2 separate regions of the Mus musculus genome follow, and region 1 is linked to region 2. The links are chromatin loops, found by intact Hi-C in ENCODE. Cell type or tissue: gastrocnemius. All regions are shown on one strand. Links, peaks and the distances in the headings refer to the core of each region. The heading gives the core; the rest is flanking DNA.

What was found. Hi-C counts contacts between places; a loop is a spot of excess contacts. Peaks named below come from ENCODE experiments on the same cell type or tissue, not always from the same donor. Only the 100,000 strongest peaks of a DNase experiment are listed, where the experiment ranks them.
Region 1: a loop joins it to region 2, with 9 times the contacts of the local background. A loop is called at or near these places in 17 of 42 quality-filtered maps.

The regions. Positions count from the first base shown.
Region 1 is chrX:152,510,675-152,517,447 of GRCm38, forward strand. Gm41902 (a long non-coding RNA gene) reads right to left here and starts at 3,925. Exons shown (of 2, transcript XR_878281.1): 1 at 3,534-3,925. In gastrocnemius, for the core only: no CTCF peak of the experiment used is centred there; no DNase peak of the experiment used is centred there.
Region 2 is chrX:152,412,286-152,419,058 of GRCm38, forward strand. It overlaps 3010001F23Rik (RIKEN cDNA 3010001F23 gene), which reads left to right. Exons shown (of 4, transcript NR_045451.1): 4 at 4,006-4,417. Among named protein-coding and RNA genes, the nearest start is that of Gpr173, 47 kb to the left of the region's middle. In gastrocnemius, for the core only: no CTCF peak of the experiment used is centred there; no DNase peak of the experiment used is centred there.

The DNA of each region.
Region 1 (6,773 bases), core at 1,207-6,206, 99 kb after region 2:
TAATCCTGGTGGAGGAACTGCTGGTGATGGTGGCTGGAGAGGGGGAGTCATTTTTATGTGGGTCTGTTGTTCCATTGTTTGGCACATAGATTTCATGTGCAGATGGACATCACTAATTAAAAAATTGTGCAGTTTTTCCTCTAAGAAAGAATAAGAGGAATGAATTTGGGAAGAAGCTATGTCAGTGTGTATCTAGGGGAACTGAGATTTCTCTGAAAGTTGGAGTAGCTATGACCATAGTCAAATCTACATGTGTGAAAGCCTCAATAAGTAAGTAAAAGAAATTTTAAAATGGAGCGTTTGAGTCCCTCAAGATGAACTCCAAAAGAATCATCAGCCCACACCTTCTGCACAACTGCCCCCCCCCCCCAGTGCTGCTTGTGAGGTGCCAACTTCCTTCTTGCTTAGCCTAGAGGTTTGAAACCATCCTTCATAGCTGCTCCTCTCCACCAGCGTCTCAAGGCCCAAGACCAGCCAGTTCCATAGCCCATATTTATCTGCCTATAATCTTCACAAGTCTTTTTACCTCTCACCACAATTAACTCCCTAGGACACATTTTCTTAAAGTGGGGGCTGCAGAGAACCTGGCAACAAAGAAAAGGTTTATCATTCAACAGCCAACTTAATTCAAAGTCAATTGTGTAACATATCTAAGGTATTTCTGGCAGCTTTTCCCAGGTGCACCATCAGAACATTCAATGTGGTTTTTACACAAGGTGTCAACCCATAGATTGTGCTGCACCATCAGAAACACTTCAAACACCTCGGGTCAGATTCACCACTCCCATAAGTCATAATGTTATGAATTTCAGTCCTTTACTGCCCATGGAGAGTTCTCTGATCTCAGAGAAATATAAAGGATTAATTACAGAAAACAGAGACATGTCTCTCCTACCATCATCACTCAGTATTAAAGTGCCAAATATATTTGGATTACACTGTGTTAAATGCTTCATATTTAAAATATGACTGAATTCCTGACTTGTGTTATATTTTTTAAAATGGATTAACGAATTTTTACTTGATATTAGGACAGAATTTCCAACAGTTTCTGAAGTTCATCTACACATAATTCTGTTATGTGTTTTTATACTATATATTTAGGTGAAGTTGCATTCTCAGCATGATTATAAAAATCAAGCTGTCAGTCAACTCTCAGAAATGTTAAGAATGTTCTAATATTTGAAGATCAAGATTTATTTTTGTATGTTGTGATTTGGAAAGTTAACAGTAAGAAGACTAACTTTTCAAAACAGTTGCATCTGTAGATTAAGATGCTTTACATTAGACCGTTGTGTCTCGATGTATATCTGCATATATTATTTGATAATCAGAAAATCTATAGAGTTCACCCACTGTTGAATGAGAGCTGGTGGCTTCTGACAGCAGATCTGGTCAACTGCTTGAAGCCCATGGCATTGAAGCACAGGCACGGCTGGTTAACGGTGCCCACCCAGTTAGGATGTGGCTCTGGCCTCTGAGTGGAGCTGCTGGGAAGACTGATTCTCATTGGCCAGGGCTCCAAGTTCATGACCGAGCACTGGAAAAGCTCCTAAGACTTGTTAGTAATCATAGACTTCACAGTCCCTGTGTCACTCACTGGAGAGCTAGAAGGAGGGGTTTGACATCCCCCACCACACACACACACACACACACACACACACACACACAAGTTCCTCCAGTTGCCCTTGTCCTCAGGTGCAGTGGGACTGTTGTGAGCCCCAGGGATGGGCACAAAGAGGACTTTTATTTTGTTAGCTCGGACGGTGCAGTGGTGCACATCAGCAACTTGTATTTCTTTGGTGTTTGGCACGAGCGCTGTCTCACTGTGGCTGTGTGTTATGAGAACTTACCAGCAGAAATCCTTGTTCCTAAGCTACAGAATGACCAAAAGCTGTCAAGTCCTTAATGTTTAGAAACTCCTTAAAATGTATAGTATTTTAGAACAACAACAACAAAACTCAATAAACAGTTGATCTTGGAAAAAAAATGAACAAGCACTTCCACCTCATTATTGTGTGAATTTGCTCCCATCTTTAGTAGATGGTAAAATTACCTGTATACTGTCAGATCATGGGCCTGTCCCTCTAAGGTCCTGGTTGCTGTAAGTTGGCTAGATCTCACATGCTGAAGAAATCACCCCATGCCCTTCACCACTACTCTCTGTAAGCAAGGGTCAAGAAGCCAGTTGTGATTTCTGTTTTATGGTGTGGCACAGAGCTTCTTGTGCTCAGAGGTCAGCACTGGGCAAACCAGAAATGTTAAGCATGGTGTTGAAAGCAAGGTGTATGTAATAGGTATTCTGCTCAGAATCCTAGGAATGGTTGTGGCTAATAATAGCCTGGTGATTTCTGTGCTATCTCTAGGGCCAGGCCACATCTGGCTCCCCCAGACTTTACAGTTAGGACTGAGTTAGTTAATAGCCTATGCGATCGCTACACTATGTGTATGACTGAGTCCACACCAGATCCTCCCTCAGACACTTAAGATAATACATGCAGATCCCATGTTGTGGAAGAAGTGGCATGTACTTTGAAAAGAGTTTCAAGTAATTCTGCCTTAACTTCATTGTGCATAGAGGATTCTGTTACACCAGGCCTCTTTCCCCAATTGCACTGTACTGCACTATGCCTACAATAAACTGCCTGGTGTCAGACTCTCAAAGTCTCAACCAACACAGGCTACTGGGACATGTTGGACCAGACTTCCAGTTTGCCTCACTCAGACTGACACCCACCATGGTGTTTGCAGAGACCTTCCACCCCACCCTCTAGTTTTAAAGCTCCTAATTTATGCTCCTATTTGTTGCTACCATGCTCTTTGTCAATGGGCTATATTGAACTAAAGCATTTGGTGCAGAACATTCTGCTACCTTCTGAGAGGGTATAAAAGTCAGACAGTTCTCCTTGATGAGGAGACTTCTCTGAAGACCCAGCCACCACCTTCTTTTTTTATCTAGGATGCGTCTTTCTCTTAGGTTTATTTTTAGCTGTCCCTTTCAAGGGTCTTCTCTCCAGGCTTTGAAGGGAAGACTCTCTTTACCTTTAAGGCCCCACTCATTGTGGCTCTGACATCATGGAACATGCCTTTTTAATACTCTCCTCCCACTTTAAGACATAAGCATGGTCTTATGGGGATTTTTTCTGATAAGGCTCACTCCTGATAAGGATAGTCTTTATGTCAGCTCCTTTCTGTAGCCAACACAACTGTATGCCTATTCTCTAGTATATACCAAAGGGTTTTTTAAAATTAAATCTCTTTACGATTTACCAGCAATACATGTTGGACTTGTATATACCTCTATACCCAGCGTCACATAAAGCTTCAGGTAATTGGAATCAGTAGTGAACAAAGGTTGAGGGTCCTTGTCTCTACCCCCTTGTCTACTCACCCTCCTGTCTGTCCTTGAAAACCACCACTGTCTTAATCAATGTTCTATTGGTGTGAAGAGACACCATAACCAAGACAACTCTTCTGGAGGAAGGCATTTAATAGGGGGTCTTGCTTACAGTTTCAGAGGCTTAGTCTATTACCTCATGGTGAGCAGCATGGCAGAGTGCAGGCAGGCGTCGTCCTGGAGCTGACAGCTTTATATACTGTTCCACAGGCAAAGAGAGAGAAAGACTGAGAGGGACGGGAGATGGGTGGGGGAGAACTAGTCCTGATATGGGCTTTAGATGTATATCAAAGCTGATCCCCTGTGACACACTTTCTCTAACAAGGCCACCCCTCCTAATCCTGCTAACCCTTTCAAGTAATGCCATTCCCTGCTGACTAAGTATTCAAACACATGAGTCTATGGGATCATTCTTATTCAGATCACCACAACCATCAATTTATAGCTACTCTTCCTGCCAGCATTATTGGCACCTTGCCACTCATTCTCAAATCCAGTGACACAAGGGACCTCTCTACCTACTAATAAGGTCATTTATCCTTCCATATTCTTGAGGGCTGCTTCCTACACTTATAATTATGCCCCCATATCTTTCACAAGGCACATTTGGCCATGCCTAACACAAAATGCCTCATCTGCTGCACACAGTTTCTGACATTAGTTCATTTATTTTAGCCATTTGTTTTAGCATAGCACAATTTTTTGGAAAAGTTTTATGATCACAGTTAACTCAGTCCTGAGAGTACAGTAAAGCTCAAGCCATGTTTATATTAAAGCTATTTACAAAGGACATATGCATTCTTCTGTAAGGATTGATTTTGTTGACTTACAATACTCAAAATAGGGTCTAGGGAGAATGACTGAGGTAAATATAATTCTTGTTTTAGTCAGCTTTTGGCTTCACTTTAGTAACATAGAAGTCACTTAGCCTGTTGTAAAATACAAATGACATCTCTCATAATATAATTTTTAAAGAAAGATGAGTTTTATGTTCTAGAAGCAATGTTCAAGATTTTAGAGGAGAAATATTCTGAAAGAAAGAAGCACAATATTCCGGGGGATACAGGCAGAGCCTGGCTAAATATGCAGCCAAGGTTACCAGGTTGTAAACTATGTTTCATAAGGACTGCTGAGTATCTTCTTCCTTTGGAGACCCAAGCTGAGTGTTTAACTTTTCCTGGTTGTCAGTGCTTATCTGTGTTTACAAGCACCCTTTCTCCCTATAGTTGCTTACTCTCTACTATATAATATTCTACAATATAATACTTGAAGTTGTATTTAGAGCAATAATACAACTGAAAGAGATCAAGAGAATACAAATTTGAAAGTTAGAAGTATCATTATTTGCAGATGATATGACCATGGCCATAAAAACTACACCAGGGAACTCCTACAGCTGATGATCATTTTCATCCAATTGGCTGAATATAAAATTAACTTACAAAGATCAGTAGCCCTCCTATATACATATGAAAAAATGGCCTGAGGAAAATATTAGGGAAATAACACCTTTCACAATAGCGTCAAACAATACAAAATACTTTATGTTAACTCCAACCAAGCAAGTGAAAGACTTTTATGATACAACCTTTAAGTCTTTGATGAAGAAAATTGAAGAAGATATTAGAAGATATAAAGATCTCCCATGCTCATAGGTCAGTAGTGTTAACATAGTAAAAATGGCCATCTTACCAAAACAATCTACAGATTCAATGTGATTGCTATTGAAATTCCAAAACAATTCTTCACAGATTTTGAAATAATCATTCTCAACTTCATATGGAAAAATGAAGAACATAGGATAACTAAAACAATAATGAATAATAAAAGAACTTCAGGAGGTCTGACCATCACTTATTTCAAATTTTACTACAGAGATATAGTAATAAAACCAGGATGGTATTGGCCCAAAACCAGACATGTCAATCAATGGAATTGAAGACCCTGACATAAATTCACACACCTATGGACACCTGATTTTTAAAATAATGCATCCAGAAATACACATTGGAAAAATACAACAACTTCAACAAATGGTGCTGGTCCAACTGGACAGCTTCATGTAGGAGTCTCTAAATAGGTTGATACTCATCAATCACCCTGCACAAAACTCAACTCCAAACAGATCAAAGACCTCAATATAAAACCAGATACACTGAACCTTATAGAAGAGAAAGTGGGGAATAGCCAGAACTCTGGCACAGGAGAAGTCTTCCTGAACATAACAGTGTTAACACAGGCACTAAGATCAACAATAAATTGGACCTCATGAAATGAAAAGTTTCTATAAGATAAAGGACAATGTCATTTGGACAAAGCAGCAGCCTACAGAATAGAAAAATATTTTTACCAACTCCAAATCTGATAGAGGACTAATATCCAAAATATATAACAAACTCAAGAAACTAGGTGTCAATTTTTTAAAAAATGGTGTGCAGATTCAAACAGTATTTGCAACAGAGGAAACTCAAATGGCTAAGAAGAACTTAAAGAAATGTTCAACATCCTTAGCTTAGCCATCAGGCAATTGCAAATCAAAATTACTTTGACATTCCATTTTACACCTGTCAGAATAGCCAAGAACAATAGAACAAATGACAGCACATGCTGTTTTGAATGCAGGGAAAGGGGAGCACTTATCTATTACTGGTGAGGTGCAAATTCATATGGTCACTATGGAAATGAGTGTGGAGCTTTCTCCAAAAGCTGAAAGTCAATCTACCACAATCCCAGCAATGTCATTATCTTAATGTCATTGAGAGTCGCTATTCAGTTACATCCACAACCCAAAGGGTGATCAATAACACAGGTGACCCTTCATGCTATTGAGGATGTAGAATTAGGGAAACACTCATCCATTGCTGGTGGGAGTGCAAATTAGTATATCCACTTTGGAAATCGGTGAGATAGTTCCTTTAAAAAATGGGAATTGATCTACCTCAAGATACAACTATACCATCTTGGGAATATACCCCAAAAATGCTCCACCCTACCACAAGAACACTTGCTCAACTATGTTCATAGCAGCTTTATTTGTAATAGCCAGAAACAAGAAACAATGTAGATGTCCCCTAATAGAAGAATGGATAAAGAAAATGTGATACATTTACAATGGAATATTACTTGGCTGTTTAAGAAAATGGCATAATGAAATTTGCAGGTAAATGGATGGAACTAGAAAAAATTATCCTGAGTGAGGTAACTCAGACCGAGAAAGATAAATATGGCATTCATTTGCTTATGTGTGGATATTAGCCATTAAGTAAATAATAAACAATATACAGTCCACAGACCCAGAGAGTTAGGTACATAGAAAAGACCTGGGAATGGGAAGCAGTACATGGATTGCCCTAGGAGAGGGAAATAGAATAGATTT
Region 2 (6,773 bases), core at 816-5,815:
TTCAACAGTGGGTGAACTCTATAGATTTTCTGATTATCAAATAATATATGCAGATATACATCGAGACACAACGGTCTAATGTAAAGCATCTTAATCTACAGATGCAACTGTTTTGAAAAGTTAGTCTTCTTACTGTTAACTTTCCAAATCACAACATACAAAAATAAATCTTGATCTTCAAATATTAGAACATTCTTAACATTTCTGAGAGTTGACTGACAGCTTGATTTTTATAATCATGCTGAGAATGCAACTTCACCTAAATATATAGTATAAAAACACATAACAGAATTATGTGTAGATGAACTTCAGAAACTGTTGGAAATTCTGTCCTAATATCAAGTAAAAATTCGTTAATCCATTTTAAAAAATATAACACAAGTCAGGAATTCAGTCATATTTTAAATATGAAGCATTTAACACAGTGTAATCCAAATATATTTGGCACTTTAATACTGAGTGATGATGGTAGGAGAGACATGTCTCTGTTTTCTGTAATTAATCCTTTATATTTCTCTGAGATCAGAGAACTCTCTATGGGCAGTAAAGGACTGAAATTCATAACATTATGACTTATGGGAGTGGTGAATCTGACCCGAGGTGTTTGAAGTGTTTCTGATGGTGCAGCACAATCTATGGGTTGACACCTTGTGTAAAAACCACATTGAATGTTCTGATGGTGCACCTGGGAAAAGCTGCCAGAAATACCTTAGATATGTTACACAATTGACTTTGAATTAAGTTGGCTGTTGAATGATCAACCTTTTCTTTGTTGCCAGGTTCTCTGCAGCCCCCACTTTAAGAAAATGTGTCCTAGGGAGTTAATTGTGGTGAGAGGTAAAAAGACTTGTGAAGATTATAGGCAGATAAATATGGGCTATGGAACGGGCTGGGCTTGGGCCTTGAGACGCTGGTGGAGAGGAGCAGCTATGAAGGATGGTTTCAAACCTCTAGGCTAAGCAAGAAGGAAGTTGGCACCTCACAAGCAGCACTGGGGGGGGGCAGTTGTGCAGAAGGTGTGGGCTGATGATTCTTTTGGAGTTCATCTTGAGGGACTCAAACGCTCCATTTTAAAATTTCTTTTACTTACTTATTGAGGCTTTCACACATGTAGATTTGACTATGGTCATAGCTACTCCAACTTTCAGAGAAATCTCAGTTCCCCTAGATACACACTGACATAGCTTCTTCCCAAATTCATTCCTCTTATTCTTTCTTAGAGGAAAAACTGCACAATTTTTTAATTAGTGATGTCCATCTGCACATGAAATCTATGTGCCAAACAATGGAACAACAGACCCACATAAAAATGACTCCCCCTCTCCAGCCACCATCACCAGCAGTTCCTCCACCAGGATTAAGGCCTAGTGATCCCCTTACCCACCCATGCTAGACTTTTGACTAGCTTCACTCTGTGCAGATCACCATGGCCCCTGCCCTGAGTGACACAGACACACCATGACGTGAGGATGGCGATTCCTACACGACTCCCCATCCCCTAGTTCTTACATTCTTCCACCTCCACAGCCCTTCCACAATATTCCTTGATCCCACTGGGGTAGGGGATTGTTAAATATTTCCTTGAGGGCAGCGGAAACAGTCACTTTACCCAGCTCTTTGAACAGTTATGAATGTGTGCATCAACCTCTGTCCATTGCAAAAAGCAGTGTCTCTGACTGAGCCCAAGGGCAGGCAGCTCAGGCATATGAGTATAAATGTGAAGACTGATTTTCCTATGTCCATCTGACAAACTCCAAGAGTTCCTGGAGTTGACCTAGGATGCCTACCTGCTGTATGACACGGATAACAGTAACTAGAAGAAGGCAGAATTGTTTCATTTGTGTCTCAGAGTTCTCTGTTCCTTTCTCTGGCTGTGGAGATCCTTCTGAGCAGGTATTCATCCAGTCAAAAGGGTGCGTCTTTGCTCACCTATATATCTGCATCGACTTACAGAACATGTTGGGAATTTTGCCCCCATATGCTGGTATTTACAATGTGAAAATTAGCAAAAATAAAGAGGGGGACAATCTCAGATTAGTGCCAACCTGAGCTAAATTATCATACAACCTTTTCTGAAATAACAGTAGCAAAGTAATAAACTGAAAAGAGTCAGGGTGTATGATACGTTCATGGACTATTAAAACCCATCCGACTGACTCTGAGAGACAACACCTGTGGGCATAAATGTTTTGCAACCTACACTTAATAAGGGCTCAACTTCTCCTCTAGCCCACCACCCAGCAGAAGTAGTGGAAGAGAAAAATTATTAGGATCTGGGAAAATGGACCTGTTCAGCAATAGTTCTCTGGGGGTGAGCCCCATTTTCATGGGGAGCAGTTCAGTCCCGTAGCAAACACCAAGCAGAACGTAGCATCTGCAGACCAGCCCTCTAAGAAGGCAGATAACAGGCATGAACCAGCAGCTATAGTCCAGGCTTTTCAGCAAGCAGACATCAGACAGCTGTAGTTCAATTGTGAAGAAACTGCCAGGCTCGCCAACCTGCCTGAGGTGAGGCCACAGAGGCTATAAGAGGCCACAGGAACCCCATGAGCAGTTCTTGGGTGAGTTTCTCTCAATGGTAGAATTATCACAGTTGAGCTCAACAATGCTATGTAAGGGGAACCAGTACATGCAGTTCTTTAGCAAAGAACAGTGAGGCAGAACAAACCAAAGCTCAGTGCTCCTCTCCCACTGTCTCTGGGCTCATATTTATACTCCTTCATCATGAGTCCTTTCATGTGTCTGCTATAGCAAAACTTTCCTTCACCTGTGTCTGCTTTGGGAAATCAGTCTTTCATGTGTGTGCTTTAGCAAGACATCCTTTCACCTGGGTTCCCCGGAAATACATCATTTGGCATAACTAACTTTCCAAAGAACTACAAGGTTCCACTTGAAACCCCACCATCCTTAAAGCTGCTAAGCACATTTCTGTAGCTGGTATTGCCCCTTCGGGGCCGGACATGGCTTTTGGGACCCCTGTTCCTATCACTGGATGCCCTCTGAAGTCATAGGCATAGCCATGTTGCTTTCTGAGTGGAACATGACTTGAAGGTGGTCAGTTGTCTCAAAATGTCTGCAGCTTAGGAGAGGACTGAGCAGGATGGGAGAATTGGAAAGCAGCAATAGGTGACTTCCAGAGGGAGGCCATCAAGCACAGACACCTGGATTTGAATCAAGCATGAACCAATTGTTTCTTGTGTAACTCTACTCATTGGTTACAGGACCACCAGGCCATTGTGCATGACTCTGATCACATTGATCTTAGTTACTTGATCTCTCTAAGGCTGTCATCATAGTTTCTTTTCTCCTTTTCCGTGTAAAAGGACTGTGCTAGCTATCAAACCCAGGATCTCACACCTGCTAGCTAACCAAGCCTTCTACCACACAGTCACATCCCAACAAGGAAAAACTACCTTGTCTTAATCTGTGAATGCTCCTGGGTTGATCAATTACTGGCTAGCCGGTGTGAGGTCCAGGGTTCACCACTCACTAGCACAAAGAGTGACATCACTTGTAAGAATGAGGATGGTGATGATTGATATTCAGGATAATATACAGTTTTGACTTCTCTATATAGACCAGGAAAAGACTAGCTTTTCAAAAGTGTAAGGAGTTATACATGAGTTAGTTACTCCCAGGGGAAATAGAGAAGACTTGGACTTAGAGGTAGAGTCTCTGCCTAATCTGAACCAGGCACTGGGTTCATTCCCTAGCAATCAGTAAGCACAGAGTGATGAGGGTAACTGGAGTGCCAGAAGTTGGATGTTGGAAGCAGGAGGATCAGGAGTTGAGGGCATCCTTGAGTACATATCAAGATTGAGGCCAGCCCACATTATGTAAGGAGGCTGTGTAAAGAAACACACAGCAAGAAAGGTCCCGGTGTCTGCTTGGACAGGTATGAAACACGTCCCTCATCATTCTTCAGTGTGATGGAGAAGGTTGCATTCCACCTGCTTCCCTGAATTACGTCTTGGTAACGAAGTCCATTCACACTCTTCCCTTCAGGTAAATGGCTGCCATAAAGGATCACACTTCACCATGTCGCTTGGATTGAGGCTGCTGTGGATAAAAATTCCTGGAAAAAAAGCTGTGTGAAAAAAAGCAGACCGACAGACTTAAGCTTCAAGGACTGGGGAGAGTTCAGAATATTACAGGGTCATTTCCTAATGAAAACTCTTCTAGTGCTATCTTTAGCCCCTAAAGAGACATTCTTGTCCACCTCTCTTTTGTATTTATCATCCATACAAACAGATAAAAACTCTTTGGAATGTATTAACAACACCCCCTTCTCAGCCTGCCAAGGTGCTAAGAAGAATGCTGTCACATAGAATCTGAGGTTGGGTCTGGTGTTCCTCTACTTTTAAGACTCCTCTCTGAGGTTTCCACCAATATATATTAAACATCCATTCATGCTCAACTTTATTTGTCTTGGTACTATTAAAAAAAACTGTCATGAAACTGTAGGGACATTGGAACATGGAGCTTGGAACAACCTAAATCCCTGTTCCAGGTCCATCGTTACATCCATTTGGCTTCAGAACAAACCCTCTTACTCCCTTTGAGGTGAGAGCTGTGTTTTTGAGGTGACCCTGTATATGCGCACACTCCCTTGTCATGATCTGCAAACCCCTGGATGACAGGCCCTCCTGCTCCTCTTCTGTTTTTCTCATGGACAATCCATGCAGGTGGCAAGTTTGTGCTCTGAACTATCTGGGCACAGACATAAACAAGCCCTGCTCAGCAAGTTGAGAGTTCTTTTGATTCCATGCCCACCCCATATGCCACTACAGCTGACTTCTCCCATGTGAATCTAAAAGGCAAACAGGAAATTCACCCAGACACTGGATCCCCACATCTGGCAAGCTTAGTGCAACTCATTTACTTCTTGGGTTTTCATTTTCCAGTGAGCTCTGGATCTCTCACAAGGACAACCAGGAAACCCAAACTGCACAGGCTCCTCTTCACCTGCCCTCTGTGCACCCCAACTGACCCTCAGCCTCCTGAGACCTCTCCTAGACTCCCTGGAGCCCCCATGTGAAGTCACCTCCTCTGCCAGTAAAAGTTTTCCAGGACTCTAGGAAGCATGCCAGGGTGCTGGGGTCTACAGCGCTGTTGCTGTGCACACTCTGGAGGGTGACTGCATAGGGACCATTGCCAAGCCCCTTATGTGACCACTCACTCCTTCAGAGAAAGTTTGTGAATCCCTGAAATTCAGGCTGCAGCACAGTCAGCTTCCCTTCAGTTGAAGCCTTCCTTCCTTCCCAAGGAGGTACCAGCCTGGCTAGCCAACCCTGCCTGCTGTGATGCAGCCTTTCTAGCCCCTGGAGGACTGCTCCTCTTGATGATCTTAACCCTTTGTGTCTGGGAGGCAAGCTGCATTTCCAAGGTTGAGCAAAAATGTGGTTCTCTGGTGACCAGACTGCAGGACCTGTTTCATAGAAGAAGCATCCATGAAACAGCCAGAGAGACACAGACTGAAAAAGAGAGTGAGAGAATGAAGGGATCGAGATAGATTCAGAAAGGGATCATGAGGGTCCCGAGAAGATGGAAGGATGGAGCTGGGAGGGATGTCTCAGTTGGAGCTACAGGGGAAAGAATGGAGGGTGGGGGTCAAGAAAAGCAGGAAAGCTCCCTACCTGGGATGGGCCAAGGAAAAACAGATGGGAAACACAGAGAGAAGCTCCTAGAACAGGCCTGCTGTGCATTTCAGTCTTGACCAGGGTCCTGCCTTGGCTAGCCTGAATGGTGATTTCTGAGAGGAATTCTTGGTTTTGTCAGAAGGTCCAACACTTCAGTGTCAGCTCATGGTTAGACAATCTGTGTGACACATTTCTCTTCATTGACCTGGGGATTGCAATTTACCTGGAAAGGGAGGTCTAAAATTTCATGTCGTTACCTTTAGGTGTCTGGGGTGTTTCTGGGCTCAAATCTGTTCAATCTCACAGAGGTTTTGCATCCTTAGCATTGCCAGCACCCCTCCACCTCTGATATCCTACAGTATGAGACAGAGTCATAGAAGAGTTACTGATTTCAATGGAGACAACATTTGCCCAATAAAATTTCAGAGAAACTCTTTCTGTAAGGAAACACTGGTTTTTTTTCCTGTGAGTTACTGTGAAAACTGCACAGGGTGAGGACAAACCTAAGGTAACACAATGGGTGCAGGCCATTCTTCACCCAGCATCAGGGTTGGAAGGAAATCCAAAGCATTTGTTCCAGTCTGGGATGGGAAGCCCACTATGTATCTCGAAGATTAGCTGCCTTCTCAAGTGGCTGTCCTTTGCTGAAACAGAATCTGTGTCAGACATTTTCCTGATGTTCCACAATTAAAGGTAGTCCTATCTCTGTTAAGCATAAAATGGTGGGTGCAAATTAAAGCCAGTAGGTGGCAGTAGTTAGAAGACTTAGTGGTGTGGCTGATAAACTGCAGAGAGCCTGAAAAGAAGTGGTCACCATGGAAAACTGGCAGCTTGACATGCTGTGAGTGGCTGAGCCTCTGTGATCTCCAGCTACATTGTCTACGGGGAAATTAACAATACTTTTGAGCATCCCTAATCAGAGCTTGCCAAATTTAAACGCACCAGATCCTGAAACTTTCCCAGAACCAGTGTGAAAGAAGAGATAGAGGATTCCACAGGTGACCTCCTCCTGTAGTTTCTTAAAATGCAGGCTGGGATAGGGTGTATTTCTGGGATGGAGGATGTCCTTTATATGAATGGGGCCCTGTATTCTATTTGAGCATGCACACCAAGAATGAGAAGAAACACATGAAC